Regions from separate parts of the Mus musculus genome. Here region 2 is linked to region 1. The links are chromatin loops, found by intact Hi-C in ENCODE. Cell type or tissue: gastrocnemius. All regions are shown on one strand. Links, peaks and the distances in the headings refer to the core of each region. The heading gives the core; the rest is flanking DNA.

Evidence for each region. Peaks named below come from ENCODE experiments on the same cell type or tissue, not always from the same donor. Only the 100,000 strongest peaks of a DNase experiment are listed, where the experiment ranks them.
Region 2: a loop joins it to region 1, with 22 times the contacts of the local background. A loop is called at or near these places in 21 of 42 quality-filtered maps.

The regions. Positions count from the first base shown.
Region 1 is chr4:143,603,525-143,611,865 of GRCm38, forward strand. It overlaps the pseudogene LOC100044633. Among named protein-coding and RNA genes, the nearest start is that of Pramel21, 7.3 kb to the right of the region's middle. In gastrocnemius, for the core only: no CTCF peak of the experiment used is centred there; no DNase peak of the experiment used is centred there.
Region 2 is chr4:143,897,602-143,905,942 of GRCm38, forward strand. It overlaps Pramel11 (PRAME like 11), which reads right to left and starts at 2,779. Exons shown (of 6, transcript NM_001085414.2): 1 at 2,708-2,779; 2 at 38-329. The coding sequence starts at 324. In gastrocnemius, for the core only: no CTCF peak of the experiment used is centred there; no DNase peak of the experiment used is centred there.

The DNA of each region.
Region 1 (8,341 bases), core at 8-8,007:
GAAAGGCCATTGATTTGTTTGAGTTAATTTTATATCCAGCTCCTTCACTGAAGCTTTTAATTAGGTTTTGGAGTTCTCTGGTGTTATTTTTAGGGTTGCGCACAGTAGTATAATATCATCTGCAAATAGTGATGTTTTGATTACTTCCTATCCAATTTGTATCCCCTTGATCACCTTTTGTTGTCTAATTGCTCTAGCTAGGACTTCAAGTACTATATTGATTAGTTAGGGAGAGAGTGGGCAACCTTGTCTAGTCCCTCCCTGGTTGTAGTGCCATTGCTTCCCACTTCTCTCCATTTACTTTGATGTTGGCTAATAGTTTGCTGTATATCGCTTTTATTATGTTTAGATATGGGTCTTGAATTGCTAATCTTTCTAAGACTTTTATCATGAATGGGTGTTGGATTTTGTCAAATGTTTTCTCAGCATCTAATAAGATGGTCATGTGTTTTTCATCTTTGAGTTTGTATATAGTGGATTATGTTGTCTAATTGTTAACAAAATCCACTATAAATTGATGGATTTCCATAAATTGAACCATCCTTGCATTTCTGGGATGAAGCCGGCTTGGTCACGATGGATGATCATTTTCATGTGTTCTTGGTTTCAGTTTTCAAGAATTTCATTGAGTATTTTTGCATCAATATTCATAAGGGAAATTGGTCTGAAGTTCTCTTTCTTTGTTGGGTCTTTGGGTGGTTTAGGTATCAGAGTAATTGTACCTTCATAGAATGAATTACAGAGAGTACCTTCTGTTTCTACTTTGTGGAAAAGTTTGAGGAGTATTGAAATTAGGTCTTCTTTGGAGGTCTGATAGAACTCTGCACTAAAACCATTTTGTCTTTGGCTTTTTCTGTTTGGGAGACTATTAATGACTGTTTCTATTTCTTTAGCGGATATAGGATTGCTTAGTTTGTTAATCTGATCCTGATTTAACTTTGGTACCTGGTGTCTGTCTAGAAAATTGTCCATTTCAAACAGATTTTCCAGTTGTGTTGAGTATAGGCTTTTCTAGTAGGATCTGACAAATTTTTTGGATTTCCATAGATTCTGTTGATATTTCTCCCTTTTCATTTCGGATTTTGTTAATTATGATACTGCCCATGTTCCCTCTAGTTAGTCTGATTTGTGCTTATCTATCTTGATTTTCTTAAAGAACCAGCCCCTGGTTTGTTTGATTCTGCGTATATTTCTTTTTGTTTCTATTTGGTTCATTTCAGCCCTGAGTTTGATTATTTCCTGTTGTCTACTCCTCTTTTTTGAATTTGCTTCCTTTTGTCCTAGTGCTTTTATGTGTGCTATTAAGCTGCTAGTGTATGCTCTCTCCAGATTCTTCTTGGAGGCACTCAGTGCTATGAGTTTTACTCTTAGGACAGCTTTCATTCTGTCCCATAAGTTTGGGTATGTTGTGTCTTCATTTTCATTAAGTTCTGAAAAGGCTTTAATTTCTTTCTTTCTTTTTTCTTTGACCAAGTTATCATTGAGTAGAGTTTTGTTCAGTTTCCACGTGAATGTTGGGTATTAGTCAGGGTTCTCTAGAGTCACAGAAATTATGGATAGTCTCTAGATAGTAAAGGAATTTATTGATGACTTACAGTCGGCAGCCCAATTCCCAACAATGGTTCAGTTGCAGCTGTGAATGGAAGTCCAAGGATCTAGCAGTTACTCAGTCTCACGCAGCAAGCAGGTGAAGGAGCAAGAGCTAGACTCCCTCCTTCCAATGTCCTTATATTGTCTCCAGCAGAAGGTGTAGCCCAGATTAAAGGTGTGTTCCTTGAACTCGGAGATTTAATCTTCTGGAATCCATAGCCACTATGGCTCAAGATCTCCATACCAAGATCCAGATAAGGATCTCCAAGCCTCCAGATAAGGGTCACCTGGTAAGCCTTCCAATTCCGAGTTGTAGTTCATTCCAAATATAGTCAAGTTGACAACCAGGAATAGCCACTACAGTTGGCTTTCTATTATTTATGTTGTTATTGAAGATCAGCCTTAGTCCGTGGTGATCTGATCGGATTCATGGGATCATTTCAATATTTTTGTATTTTTGAGGCCTGTTTTGTGACCAATTATATGGCCAACTTTGGAAAAGGTATCATGACATGCTGAGAAAAGGGTATTTTCTTTTGTTTTAGGATAAAATGTTCTATAGATATCAGTTAAATCCATTTGTTTAATAACTTCTGTTAGTTTCACAGTGTCTCATTTTGTATCTGTTGAGATTTGCTTTTTGACCAAGTATTTGGCTAATTTAGGAGAAAGTTGTTGAGTGCTGAGAAGCATGTATATTCTTTGGTGTTTCAATGAAATGTTGTATAGTATTCGTTATGTCCATTTGGTTTACAATATCTGTTAGCTCCTGTATTTTTGTTTTTTGTTAACATCTTTTATCCTCCTGATGTAATTGTCATCTTGGAGGTTCACTGCCTCACTCTGCTAACTTAGTTCTAGTCCTAGATGCTTCTAGACTCTGTACAATCTCATTTAGATCTAGAATGTTTTCAGCCTTTGAGATTTTCTACTGAACAAGCTTAGCCTTTCTTATACTTTCTGAACTGTGTCTGACTGGTTCAACTCATCGTTTCTTCTTCAAACTGTGCCTGAGCTGATTGATTCAATCTGACTTCTCTGGTCTTTTGACTGCATATTTCTCATACTAACTTTAAAAATATATTTTAAACTCATTATCCTTTTCATTCTCTTGCTCATTGTGTTTTCCCATGTGTGTAGCTTGTTCACTCTCTGGAAATTGTCTCTATAGAATTGTTTCAACATAAGTGCTTGCTCTGTCTGTCTGTACTGCCCCTCAAGTAGTTTCTCTCTCCTCTTTCTGTTCAAGATGGTTGGGCATCTTTCTTTGATTTGTCACTTTGTCTGCCACTCAATTAGACATTACTTTAAAATATGGGTGCTTCATTCTACAACAAACTAACTTTACCTTAATTATTTTGGTATTAAAGTTGTTTACTAAGGGTGTATCCACATTCTATCCAAGAGATTAAAGGTGTGTGTTAAGTGCTTGGTCTTACCACATCTAGATTTTTTTTTTCTGTAAATAGCACAGTATCAGGTTTCACTGTCTGATCAGCTATTCTGAAATATTTTGTTGTTTAATTTGGGGCTGAATGGCATGTTTGGCAGTGTGAGTGAGGCAACTCCTGTAGAGGCAAGGAATTGTTTGAACTCTGAAAAGTAGACAGGAGCAGATTGGATGCAACTCACAGCAGAGTATTTTATACTAGCTAGTTTGGGCAGTCCCAGTATACTACAGACATGCAGGAAGGTTTTGGTAGTGGTGGGTCCCCAAATATGGTGTGTGTGTGTGTGTGTGTGTGTGTTTGAGAGAGGGAGAGGGAGAGGGAGAGGGAGAGGGAGAGGGAGAGGGAGAGGGAGAGGGAGAGGGAGAGGGAGAGGGAGAGGGAGAGGGAGAGGGAGAGGGAGAGAGAGACTGTAATTGAGGATATTCCAGTGTTATTCCAGTGTGAATTGAATCATGGAGATGCATCCTTCCTTTCTGGATTGCTATGGTGACATGCGTTGTATTGTAGTAGAGAGACTGTACAACTTTGTTCTAACTTCATGCATATTTTGAGGGTTTTGAGACAGTCTGAGTCAGTTGCAGTGTTGGGAGTAGAGGAGATTCACTGCGTTGTCTGGGCCACACTGAGATCCATGACCTATTGGGATCAATTCAAATAAAGCTATTTTGAAAATTTATCCTATATGTTTCCCTTGCTCATTGTAACACTTTTCTTGTATTGCTCTCCAATGGCTTGTATCTATACAACTGTGAAACTAATGTTTTTGATGCCAATTTACCTCCTATGAATCAAATTTTCTGGATATATGGGGATTGCTATCCAGAATAACACCAAATTTCTATGGGAACAAAAGATGATAGACTCAACAGTATCAGAGAAAGATTCAATAGAGCAAAGAAGAGAATGTTCCTTATATTTTAATTTACTTTTCAAAAATTCCCTCCTGTATCCCACATGGGACTTGAGCTCCTCATTCACCAACTTTGTCTCAATGAGTGCTGGACTACCTTACCCATCATTCACCTCAAATGTTTATGGGTTCATATTCTTCATAGATCATCTTGTAGTAAAAGAACACTAGTGGATATCAAATATCTCTCTCCTTCTCTACAGCCTTTGCTCTGTCCAAACCTGGGTTGTCACTATTCATTTGTGATTTCTGTCTGTGCTTTGGTAACATTTTTCTAAACTGACCTCTGTACTCCTTTTGTAGCCATGACCAGTAGCAATAAAAGCAAAGAATTCATACTTTAAAAAAAATCTTTGTTGGTATGTTTATGAACATATAGTCTGGTGGCTCCATTGATTCAATATCACTTTTGTTATCTGGTGTCCATGAAACAGTTCCTTTTAGGAACTACTCAATGGGGATGTCCTAGACAGAAGTGAGAGCTGGTATAGGACACTTGAATTAGATTTCCCTTGAGGTTGATCTCTACTAGATATCAGAATTTGATATTATCTACATCACATGCATATTCACAGACTGTATCAGGTAGAAAAAAATGAAACCACATAAACTTTCCTGCATGTATCTGAGAGTTTTCCTTCACTTACTCTTTTGTATCCTATCTCCACAGTATCAGTGGAGACCAGAAAAGTGTACTGCCTTACCTGTCATTGGCAGTATAGAATGCTGTATTCAATCTATGAATGCTTATATGTGATACAGGGGTCGTTGAAACAGTAGACATGCTCTTTAATTATGAACCATCCCTCAGCACCAACTCTATCTCCATATGTCTGTTGAGACAATGTTTTACTATGGAGTCCTGGCTTCTCTGCAATATGCTTTGATGACCAGGCTGCATAAGATGTTACAGTAATCTGCTGTCCTCTGCTTCTGTTTTGCTGAGGTTAAGGGCATTGGTCACCATGCCTGACCACATATTTTTCCTACCATCAAAGTAGGGAAAAACTTTTATATGTTATCTATTGCAGGTCAGGTCACATAGAAGAAATGGTTCTAAGGAAGTGAAGTCACTTTCATGGGCATACCATTAATGTCTTTTGCACTCTTTGAAAATCAAACTGGTGGTTCCTCCAAAATTTGCAAATAATTCTGCCTGAAGATCAATCCTGCAATATTCTTCTGGGCAGTAGGCATGGGGCAATAAAAGGAACTCACCCCACCAGAGTTCCGGTACTCTGGCCTTGAAAATGCAGAAGACTGCAATATATTTTCCACACTGCCCCATGTTGGTGTCTGGTTGTGGGAAGCTAGGGATCCAGGCTGCAAGTGGTGGACAAGGGGCAGTCCTAGGTCTCTGGGCCTCACTGAGGCCAGAGATAACAGGTTCTCACTCTCAGGCGTCCCAGTCACACACATTTTTAGAAAGAGAGAGAAGAGATAGAGTGTGAGAAAGGAGACAGAGAGAAGAGAGGGGGAGAACCCAGCATGTCTACTTAACTAAATTATGTAGATAGAATAGAAACCAGAGCTCTGTAGAGAGAGAATCAGGGTTACTGGTTCTCAGGAATCATTTCCAATTGGCTGCATCTTTAGAATTACTGCCTAGGAAAAATAGATACAAGCCATCCTCCTGCCTCAGCCTTTTGAGTAGATAACAAGCTGAGAGGATAAAGCTTCCAATTCACCTACATATTCCAGAAGAGAATGTGCCTTTGTGACAATATGGTTGCCACACATTTTCAGAGGATATTTGAGGAGGTTTTGTGTACATATCTAGTGTCAGGAGCAGAGTAAAGCCAATGTGCCTCACACTCAGAGCCATGTATATCACCTGTGAAGAAAACTCAGCCAGGTGTTGGCTCACAACAGCTAGCCTCCTGGGTAGGATGTTGAGGCTGGAGGATTGTTGCTAATTGGAGTATCAGATTACTACAGTTAGAGTGAAAGACTCTTCCTCAAAAATAAATTAAAAAAACAGTATATAAAGAGCTACTAACTAAAGAACAAATAAAACTCAGTGAATCAGACTGGTTTAGTTAATGGGCTTGTAACTATCAGGCCACTCTCAGGTTTTTGGCTTTACCAAAAGGAACAATTTCAGTCTAGGTAATGAAAAATATCTTATACAGACTGGTGTCAAACACATTTGGGATCTCCCAGCTTCTTCCTGTGGTGTGATAGGGTTAAAGTGCGAGATGTAAACACTGGGTTCTCTGCTTGCTTGCTTTCTTGCCTGCTTGCCTGCCTGCCTGCCTTCCTTCCTGCCTTCCTTCCTGCCTTCCTTCCTGCCTTCTTTTCTTCCTTCCTTCCTTCCTTCCTTCCTTCCTTCCTTCCTTCCTTCCTTCCTTCCTTCCTTCCTTCCTTCCTTCCTTCCTTCCTTCCTCCCTTCCTTCTTTTTTCTTTCTTTCTTCTTTTTTTTTCTTTCTTTCTTTCTTTCTTTCTTCTTCTTCTTCTTCTTCTTCTTCTTCTTCTTCTTCTTCTTCTTCTTCTTCTTCTTCTTCTTCTTCTTCTTCTTCTTTCTTTCTTTCTTTCTTTCTTTCTTTCTTTCTTTCTTTTTGGTTTTTCAAGACAGGGTTTCTCTGTGTAGCCCTGGCTGTCTGGAACTCACTCTGTAGACCAGGCTGGCCTGGAACTCTGAAATCTGCCTACTTCTGCCTCCCAAGTGCTAGGATTAAAGGCATGCACCACCACTGCCTGGCTCTGTTTTCTTTTTTTGAAATTCATTTGTTTGTTTTGAGTTATTGTGTTCTTTTGTAACTGAGACTTGACTTGAACTCCCTAGAGATGGCATGCAGGCCTTGAACTCAGAGAGATTACTCTGTGACTCACAAGATCTGGTATTAAAAGCCTATAACACAATAACACATCAAGCTCTTTTAGTATTTTTGGGGGCATATATGTTTTCCATGCTTATATGTTAGCATGCACTACCCTAAGTCGGCAAGGAGAGTGACAGAGCTCCTATGATTGGAGTTGTAAATTGTTATGAGCTGACATATGGAAGCTAGGAATACAACATTCTTCCTGTGGAAGAGTAGCTCTTCTTGAAACTACTGAGGCATTCATAAAGACTCTAAACAGATTTGAACTCATCTCCTCCAATGATTTACTCAAAGGCAAATCTGGGACAGAAATCAAATCAAATAAAGATAGGAGAGAGAGAGACAGAGACAGAGACAGAGACAGAGAACGAGGGAGACAGACAAAGAAAGGGATAGAGACAGAGAGAAAGACAAAGAGAGAAAGAGATGTATTTGGTGTTTTTTTTTTTTGGATATAAATATTTATTTAAGAAATAAAAAAAAAGAGTGATGATAACTTCACCAAAGAATACAAGAAAGTTTAGAAGTACTTACTCAAAAGTTAGAATGGAGAGAAATTTTCCAGTGTGTACATGAAAATTTGGTTTGCTTTTCCATACATATGTACTACTGTAAAATCAAACCAACATTTCTAATACAAGAGGCCACATCTGCCACCTCCCACCCTGTATATAGCATAAAGGTAAAGTGCAAATGTCAGTGTAACCCAGGCTTTTATTAGTAATACTAAATCCATATTATAACATTTTCCAAATACAGATACTAATAAATTCAAATAAACCTTTAGTTTACTAAGAGAAAGGAAACACTAGAATGTAAGGTGACAGAGGCACCACATTTTGCCAAGGCCTGTAACTGGTGCAGCATACATAGATCTAGGGGGTCTAGAGTTACAGCAGGACGGTTATTCTCAGCCTCTGGCAGAGGTAGGCAAGCATGGAACACTTGGCATGGGCTTTCTGCTTCAGCTTCTTGGTACTGCAGTGTATTATGCATTTTAAAAGGACATCTCTAAATGTATAAATAACTCATTTCAGTCATGTCTCCAGAACTTTTCAGTCTTTAATCAATCTAACAAATATTAACTATGACATATGCTTTTGAATTAATAAATTAAGATCATATTATCTTCGGCAAGAAAAGTTTTCTCAAGTTTTTAAATAAAAATGTTCAGAACTACTGGTAAAGAGTTGTTTATACATATCACAGTTCACAAGCCAATATTAATGCTGATAGTCAACATGAAAACAAAGTACAATTTTAAGGGGATGTTTTCCAGGCAATTTCGAATGATTTACAGAGCACACCTTCCTGAGGATACCCACGATGAGACAGCTGATTTCCGAGTTGTTCTCATTTAGCTTAAAAGGTGTTTCTTCCCAAGAAATTGGACTTTCCTGTCGAATGCACTCGATCGAATGGGAGAATTGGGTTCATAAAATGGATTCATTGCAAACTTTATATACAGATCATAGACATCAGTAAAGAAGTTCTTTATCCCATCTTCTTGCCTCACATCATGAAGCATAATAAATCTCATATGTGCAGAGAGTTAAGGCGTGGTC
Region 2 (8,341 bases), core at 280-8,279, 290 kb after region 1:
CACACACATCCCTCCATGCTACCTTGGACTCACATACCTAGGTCGATCCTTTTGTGACATTAGCAAATCAAGGCCATCAAGCACAGCTTTAAGGGTCTCCAGGTCAGGAATCTCCATCAGGGCTCCCACAGGAAGGGTTGGGAAAGGCCATGCTGCCACCATCTGCCTTAGTATGTTAGGATGTCTGCTGGTGAATGCATCCTTGAAGAGTGGTGGGAAGAGTTGCACAGGCAGGTTCGGCAGAGCAGAGATGGTCAAGGCTTCATCTTTCAGCAGGCTTCTTCTTGCCAGCTGCTGGAGTGTTGGTGGGTCCTTGAAGCTCATTGTAGCTTTTAGATATGCAGATGATAAGGGAATAACCAAAGGAACAAATATTTCATCTAAAACACTTTTAGCAAGCCTCTTACCCCCCCCCCCTTCCCAATTACATAAACCATGATGTGGTCCAATCACTGGTCTGGTGACATTGAAAACCTTGTTATTCAGATATCTTTATCTTTCTCATTGCCAAAGATCCTTCAAGGTCCTCCTGGTAATATATAAGGACCCATTTCAACAGCTTTTCCCTGATATTCTGTGAGTCCTAATCTACTCTGTAACAGAAGACTCACGCTTGATTTTGACACTTTTGTGGGAAACAATTGTGCTTTTTCTACAACCAATGTAGCAATATATTGTATCAAACAGACACAAATTTTACTTCTATGAGATTTAGAAGCAGGAGCCATGCTGAGCTCTAATCTTTCTTTAAGAGGTAGAATGCATTGAGGTCCTGAACAGCCTGCTATTTGAAGAGGTCCTTCATCCTTCCATCACCTTTCCTCCCAACTTCATCAGAACAGGGTAACCTGAACCCTTCAGGTAAGCTTCCTCCCACCATCTTCCCTCCTCATTGAGTCCTCCCAGGCATTATAATCTGCCCAAAGCACCCTGAATTCCCTCTGGATATTCAATCTCCTACCACCTTCAGCAGACCTGTGGATCACAAACTATACAGGTATGCATCCATTCCCTCTCCTGCCTTCCCTGTTCACCTAGTCTTTTGGGGAAAGTCAAGCTACCTTGAGCAGCCTGCTATCTCAGAGGACCCCAATTCTCTTGCCACCTCTACTTCCACCTTAAACAGACTTGTAGATCCTGAACTATACATATAAGCCACTCATCTTCTCCACTTGATGGAGTTCTCTGCGACAAGTTAAGCTGCCATGAGCAGAGTTCTATCCCAAAGGAACCTACATTCTCTAGTGACCTCAAAGATGCTCATCCATGGCACAAAAACACTTGTTCAACTATGTTCATAGAAGCTTTCTGTTAATAGCCCCAAACGGGAAACAACCAGAGATGGTCACAGATGAAGACTGGTAAAGTAAATGGGTTACATCTCCACAATGGAATATTATTAAAATCAAAGACAGTATAAATTGTGCAGGCAAATGAATGGAATAGGAGAATATCATGCTAAGTAAGATGATAAATCCAGAAAGGACATGCATGGTATATCCTCACTAATAAGTGGATATTAGCCTCAAAATACAGGATACCCATGAAGACACAATGAAACTAACCAGAAGGAAGGACAAGTGAGAATGCTTGAATATCACATAGAAGGAAGATATAATAATCATAAGAGGCTGATTGAACAGAGACTAAAGGAACAGCCAAATAATAATGGCTCCAACATGAGACCATCCTCATGGACAAACACCAATTCCTAAAATTAATGATACTCTGTTATACTTCCAGACATGAAGTTAGAATACCTATTCTGAGAGGCTCCATCCTGAAGCTGACTCAGAGACCCATAGACAAAAAGTGAATGGAGCTTGAGGACTCCTATGGAATAGGGGGTAGGTCTGCAGGCATGGAAGGGAGTAGGAACTCTACAGGAAGACTGAAACTTTCAAGTAACATAGACCCTTGGGGCTCTCAGAGACTGAGCTACACTCAAAAGAGCATACAGAGACAGGACATAGTGTTACCCATGCATATGTAGCTTTAATGCAGCTTGGTTTCACATAGGCCCACACATATACTTAAGTGGTCTATGCCAAAAGCAGTTGCCTGTACGTGTAATATATTCTTGTAGTTGCTCTTCCATGTGGGACCACAGCAGGGGAGGAAGCACATAATCTTGCAGACTTAATGTACCAGGGTGGGGAGAGATCCATGAAGGGCCCACTCACTCAGACCAGAAGGCTAGGAGAGTGGGAGAAGTTTAAGGGAGGGCTTAGTGAGCTGGATTTAGAAAGTAAAATCAATCAATCAATTAAACAAGAGAATGAATGCTTCAGATTGTCAATTTGATGCTTTGCTTGAAATCATACCGAATTTTTCAGCCCTATAGAAGTTTCTTCCTTGACACTTATAAATCTATATCACTTTGAATTAAAATTTTTGAAAGGACAGTAGGTGAGGATATATGGTGATTGTCCAGTGTGCCAGAGTCTTGAATATTGCCTCCTTAGCCAATAAACAAGCAGGGCAGGATAGCCTCAGATCTCAGAAGGTAGAGGCTGAGCATTCAGTGTTTCATGACACTTGGCTACATACAGATTTCTTGCTATCCTGGGCTAAATGAGGTTGGCTGCTTCAAAATAACAACACAATAGCAAGCAAGCACAGGAAACAAACACACAAAGAACATTAAGATCAAATGTCAGATCAGGCAATGTCAGATGGGGTGTCCTGATGGGCATAAATGACTTACCTGCTTTGGACACAGCTCTCAGAAGCTCCAATCTCAGCAAGGTCAGGAAGTCACACCACACTCCAAGGCTCAGAGTGTCTTGTGGAGCCATTTGAGTCCTTATATACTCCTTCTCCCTCAAACCTCCATTTTTTAGCCACACCTCTCAGGCCAAAGTTACCATCTGATAGGATTATGAACTCTCCACCCACTTAATCTTATTTTGACATAGTTGAGTGAATCAGATCTTCATGAGGGAATGTATTGAACTGTCGTCTATGGTCCCAAGCCCATCCAGGATACTTCTCAAACTTTGAGCCCTGGGACTTTTTATTCTTCCATATTATTTTCAGCCTATTTCTCAGGTCTCTCTGAAACTATTATATAGCCTGAGCTAAGAGGTAGGTCTCAGTAACAGGATTGACTTGGTAGTAGGAGATAGGGTGTGCCCAGTATGATTAGATCTTTTGGCAGGCAAGTGAGGACCCATAAATGAAGAACCATTCACCAAGTCAGTGTTAAAACACCAAATACATCTCTTTCTCTGTTTGTTTTTCTCTCTGTCTCTATCCCTTTCTTTGTCTGTCTCCCTCATTCTCTGTCTCTGTCTCTGTCTCTGTCTCTGTCTCTCTCTCTCCTATCTTTATTTGATTTGATTTCTGTCCCAGATTTGCCTTTGAGTAAATCATTGGAGGAGATGAGTTCAAATCTGTTTAGAGTCTTTATGAATGCCTCAGTAGTTTCAAGAAGAGCTACTCTTCCACAGGAAGAACGTTGTATTCCTAGCTTCCATATGTCAGCTCATAACAATTTGCAACTCCAATCATAGGAGCTCTGTTACTCTCCTTGCTGACTTATAAGCATGGAAAACATATATGTCCCCCAAAATACTAAAAGAGCTTGATGTGTTATTGTGTTATAGGCCTTTAATACCAGATCTTGTGAGTCACAGAGTAATCTCTCTGAGTTCAAGGCCTGCATGCCATCTCTAGGGAGTTCAAGTCAAGTCTCAGCTACAAAGGAACACAATAACTCAAAACAAACAAACGAATTTCTAAAAAAGAAAAGAGAGCCAGGCAGTGGTGGTGCATGCCTTTAATCCTAGCCCTTGGGAGGCAGAAGTAGGCAGATTTCAGAGTTCCAGGCCAGCCTGGTCTACAGAGTGAGTTCCAGACAGCCAGGGCTATACAAAGAAACCCTGTCTCGAAAAACCAAGCAAGCAAGCAAGCAAGCAAGCAAGGAAGAAAGAAGGAAGGAAGGAAGGAAGGAAGAAGGAAGGAAGGAAGGAAAGAAAGAAAGAAAGAAAGAAAGAAAGAAAGAAAGAAAGAAAGAAAGAAAGGAAGGAAGGAAGAAAGAAAAAAAAGAAAAAAAGAAAGAAAGGAAAAAGAAAGAAGGAAGGAAGGAAGGAAGGAAGGAAGGAAGGACGGAAGGAAGGAAGGAAGGCAGGCAGGCAAGAAAGCAAGCAAGCAGAGAACCTAGTGTTTACATCTCGCACTTTAACCCTATCACACCACAGGAAGAAGCTGGGAGATCCCAAATGTGTTTGACACCAGTCTGTATAAGATATTTTTCATTACCTAGACTGAAATTGTTCCTTTTGGTAAAGCCAAAAACCTGAGAGTGGCCTGATAGTTATAAGCCCATTAACTAAACCAGTTTGATTCACTGAGTTTTATTTGTTCTTTAGTTAGTAGTAGTTTAGTTTTTAAATTTATTTTTGAGGAAGAGTCTTTCACTCTAACTGTAGTAATCTGATACTCCAATTAGCAACAATCCTCCAGCCTCAACATCCTACCCAGGAGGCTAGCTGTTGTGAGCCAACACCTGGCTGAGTTTTCTTCACAGGTGATATACATGGCTCTGAGTGTGTGGCACATTGGCTTTACTCTGCTCCTGACACTAGATATGCACTCAAAACCTCCTCAAATATCCTCTGAAAATGTGTGGCAACCATATTGTCACAAAAGCACATTCTCTTCTGGAATATGTAGGTGAATTGGAAGCTTTATCCTCTCAGCTTGTTATCTACTCAAAAGGCTGAGGCAGGAGGATGGCTTGTATCTATTTTTCCTAGGCAGTAATTCTAAAGATGCAGCCAATTGGAAATTATTCCTGAGAACCAGTAACCCTGATTCTCTCTCTACAGAGCTCTGGTTTCTATTCTATCTACATAATTTAGTTAAGTAGACATGCTGGGTTCTCCCCCTCTCTTCTCTCTATCTCTTTTCTCACACTCTATCTCTTCTCTCTCTTTCTAAAAATGTGTGTGACTGGGATGCCTGAGAGTGAGAACCTGTTATCTCTGGCCTCAGTGAGGCCCAGAGACCTAGGACTGCCCCTTGTCCACCACCTGCAGCCTGGATCCCTAGCTTCCCACAACCAGACACCAACATGGGGCAGTGTGGAAAACATATTGCAGTCTTCTGCATTTTCAAGGCCAGAGTACCGGAACTCTGGTGGGGTGAGGGTTTTCTCCTACTCCTTTTATTGCCCCATGCCTACTGCCCAGAAGAGTATTGCAGCATTGATCTTCAGGCAGAATTATTTGCAAATTTTGGAGGAACCACCAGTTTGATTTTCAAAGAGTGCAAAAGACATTAATGGCATGCCCATGAAAGTGACTTCACTTCCTTAGAACCATTTCTTCTATGTGACCTGACCTGCAATAGATAACATATAAAAGTTTTTCCCTACTTTGATGGTAGGGAAAAATATGTGGTCAGGCATGGTGACCAATGCCCTTAACCTCAGCAAAACAGAAGCAGAGGACAGCAGATTACTGTAACATCTTATGCAGCCTGGTCATCAAAGCACATTGCAGAGAAGCCAGGACTCCATAGTAAAACATTGTCTCAACAGACATATGGAGATAGAGTTGGTGCTGAGGGATGGTTCATAATTAAAGAGCATGTCTACTGTTTCAACGACCCCTGTATCACATATAAGCATTCATAGATTGAATACAGCATTCTATACTGCCAATGACAGGTAAGGCAGTATGCTTTTCTGGTCTCCACTGATACTGTGGAGATAGGATACAAAAGAGTAAGTGAAGGAAAACTCTCAGACACATGCAGGAAAGTTTATGTGGTTTCATTTTTTTCTACCTGATAAATACAGTCTGTGAATATGCATGTGATGTAGATAATATCAAATTCTGATATCTAGTAGAGATCAACCTCAAGGGGAATCTAACTCAAGTGTCCTATACCAGCTCTCACTTCTGTCTAGGACATCCCCATTGAGTAGTTCCTGAAAGGAACTGTTTCATGGACACCAGATAACAAAAGTGACGTTGAATCAGCGGAGCCACCAGACTATATGTTCATAAACATACCAATGAAAATTTTTTTTAAAGTATGAATTCTTTGATTTATTGCTACTGGTCATGGCTACAAAAGGAGTACAGAGGTCAGTTTAGCAAAATGTTACCAAAGCACAGACAGAAATCACAAATGAATAGTGACAACCCAGGTTTGGACAGAGCAAAGGCTGTAGAGAAGGAGAGAGATATTTGATATCCACTAGTGTTCTTTTACTACAAGATGATCTATGAAGAATATGGCCCCATAAACATTTGAGGTGAATGATGGGTAAGGTAGTCCAGCACTCATTGAGACAAAGTTGGTGAATGAGGAGCTCAAGTCCCATGTGCGATACAGGAGAGAATTTTTGAAAAGTAAATTAAAATGTAAAAGAAGCAGGAACACTCTCTTCTTTGCTCTATTGAATCTTTCTCTGATACTGTTGAGTCTATCATCTTTTGTTCCCATAGAAATTTGGTGTTATCATGGATAGCAATCCCCATATATCCGGAAAATTTGATTCATAGGAGGTAAATTGACATCAAAAACATTAGTTTCACAGTTGTTTAGATACAAGCCATTGGAGAGCAATACAAGAAAAGTGTTACAATGAGCAAGGGAAACATATAGGATAAATTTTCAAAATAGCTTTATTTGAATTGATCCCAATAGGTCATGGACCTCAGTGTGGCCCAGACAACACAGTCAATCTCCTCTACTCCCAACACTGCAACTGACTCAGACTGCCTCAAAACCCTCAAAATATGCATGAAGTTAGAACAAAGTTGTACAGTTCTCTCTACTACAATACAACTCATGTCACCATAGCAATCCAGAGAGGAAGGATGCATCTCCATGATTCAATTCACACTGGAATAACAATGGAATATCCTCAATTACAGTTTCTCTCCCTCTCCATCTCCCTCTTCCTCTCCCTCTCCCTCTCCCTCTTCCTTCTCCCTCTCCCTCTCTCATACACACATACACACACACACACACACACACACACACACACACACACACACACACACCATATTCGGGGACCCACCACTACCAAAACCTTCCTGTATGTCTGTGGTATACTGGGACTGCCCAAGCTAGCTGGTATAAAATACTCTGCTGTGAGTTGCATCCAATCTGCTCCTGTCTACTTTTCAGAGTTCAAACAATTCCTCACCTCTACAGGAGTTGCCTCACTCGCACTGCCAAATATGCCATTCAGCCCCAAATTAAACAACAAAATATTTCAGAATAGCTGATCAGACAGTGAAACCTGATACTGTGCTATTTACAGAAAAAAAATTCTATATGTGGTAAGACCAAGCACTTAACACACACCTTTAATCTCTTGGATAGAATGTGGATACACCTGTAGTAAACAACTTTAATACCAAAATAATTAAGGTAAAGTTAGTTTGTTGTAGAATGAAGCACCCATATTTGAAAGTAATGTCTAATTGAGTGGCAGACAAAGTGACAAATCAAAGAAAGATGTCCAACCATCTTGAACAGAAAGAGGAGAGAGAAATTACTTGAGGGGCAGTAAAGACAGACAGAGCAAGCACTTATGTTGAAAGAATTCTACAGAGACAATTTCCAGAGAGTAAACAAGCTACACACATGGGAAAACACAATGAGCAAGAGAATGAAAAGGATAATGAGTTTAAAATATATTTTTAAAGTTAGTATGAGAAATATGCAGTCAAAAGACCAGAGAAGTCAGATTGAATCAATCAGCTCAGGCAGAGTTTGAAGAAGAAAAGATGAGTTGAACCAGTCAGACACAGTTCAGAAAGTATAAGAAAGGCTAAGCTTGTTCAGTAGAATACTTCAAAGGCTGAAAACATTCTAGATATAAATGAGATTGTACAGAGTCTAGAAGCATCTAGGACTAGAACTAAGTTAGCAGAGTGAAAGAGTGAGCCTCCAAGATGACAATTACAACAGGAGGATAAAAGATGTTAACAAAAAAACAAAAATACAGGAGCTAACAGATATTGTAAACCAAATGGACATAACAAATACTATACAACATTTCATTGAAACACCAAAGAATATACATGCTTCTCAGCACTCAACAACTTTCTCCAAAATTAACCACATACTTGGTCAAAAAGCAAATCTCAACAGATACAAAATGAGACACTGTGAAACTAACAGAAGTTATTAAACAAATGGATTTAACTGATATCTATAGAACATTTTATCCTAAAACAAAAGAAAATACCCTTTTCTCAGCATGTCATGATACCTTTTCCAAAGTTGGCCATATAATCGGTCACAAAACAGGCCTCAAAAATACAAAAATATTGAAATGATCCCATGCAGCCGATCAGATCACCACGGACTA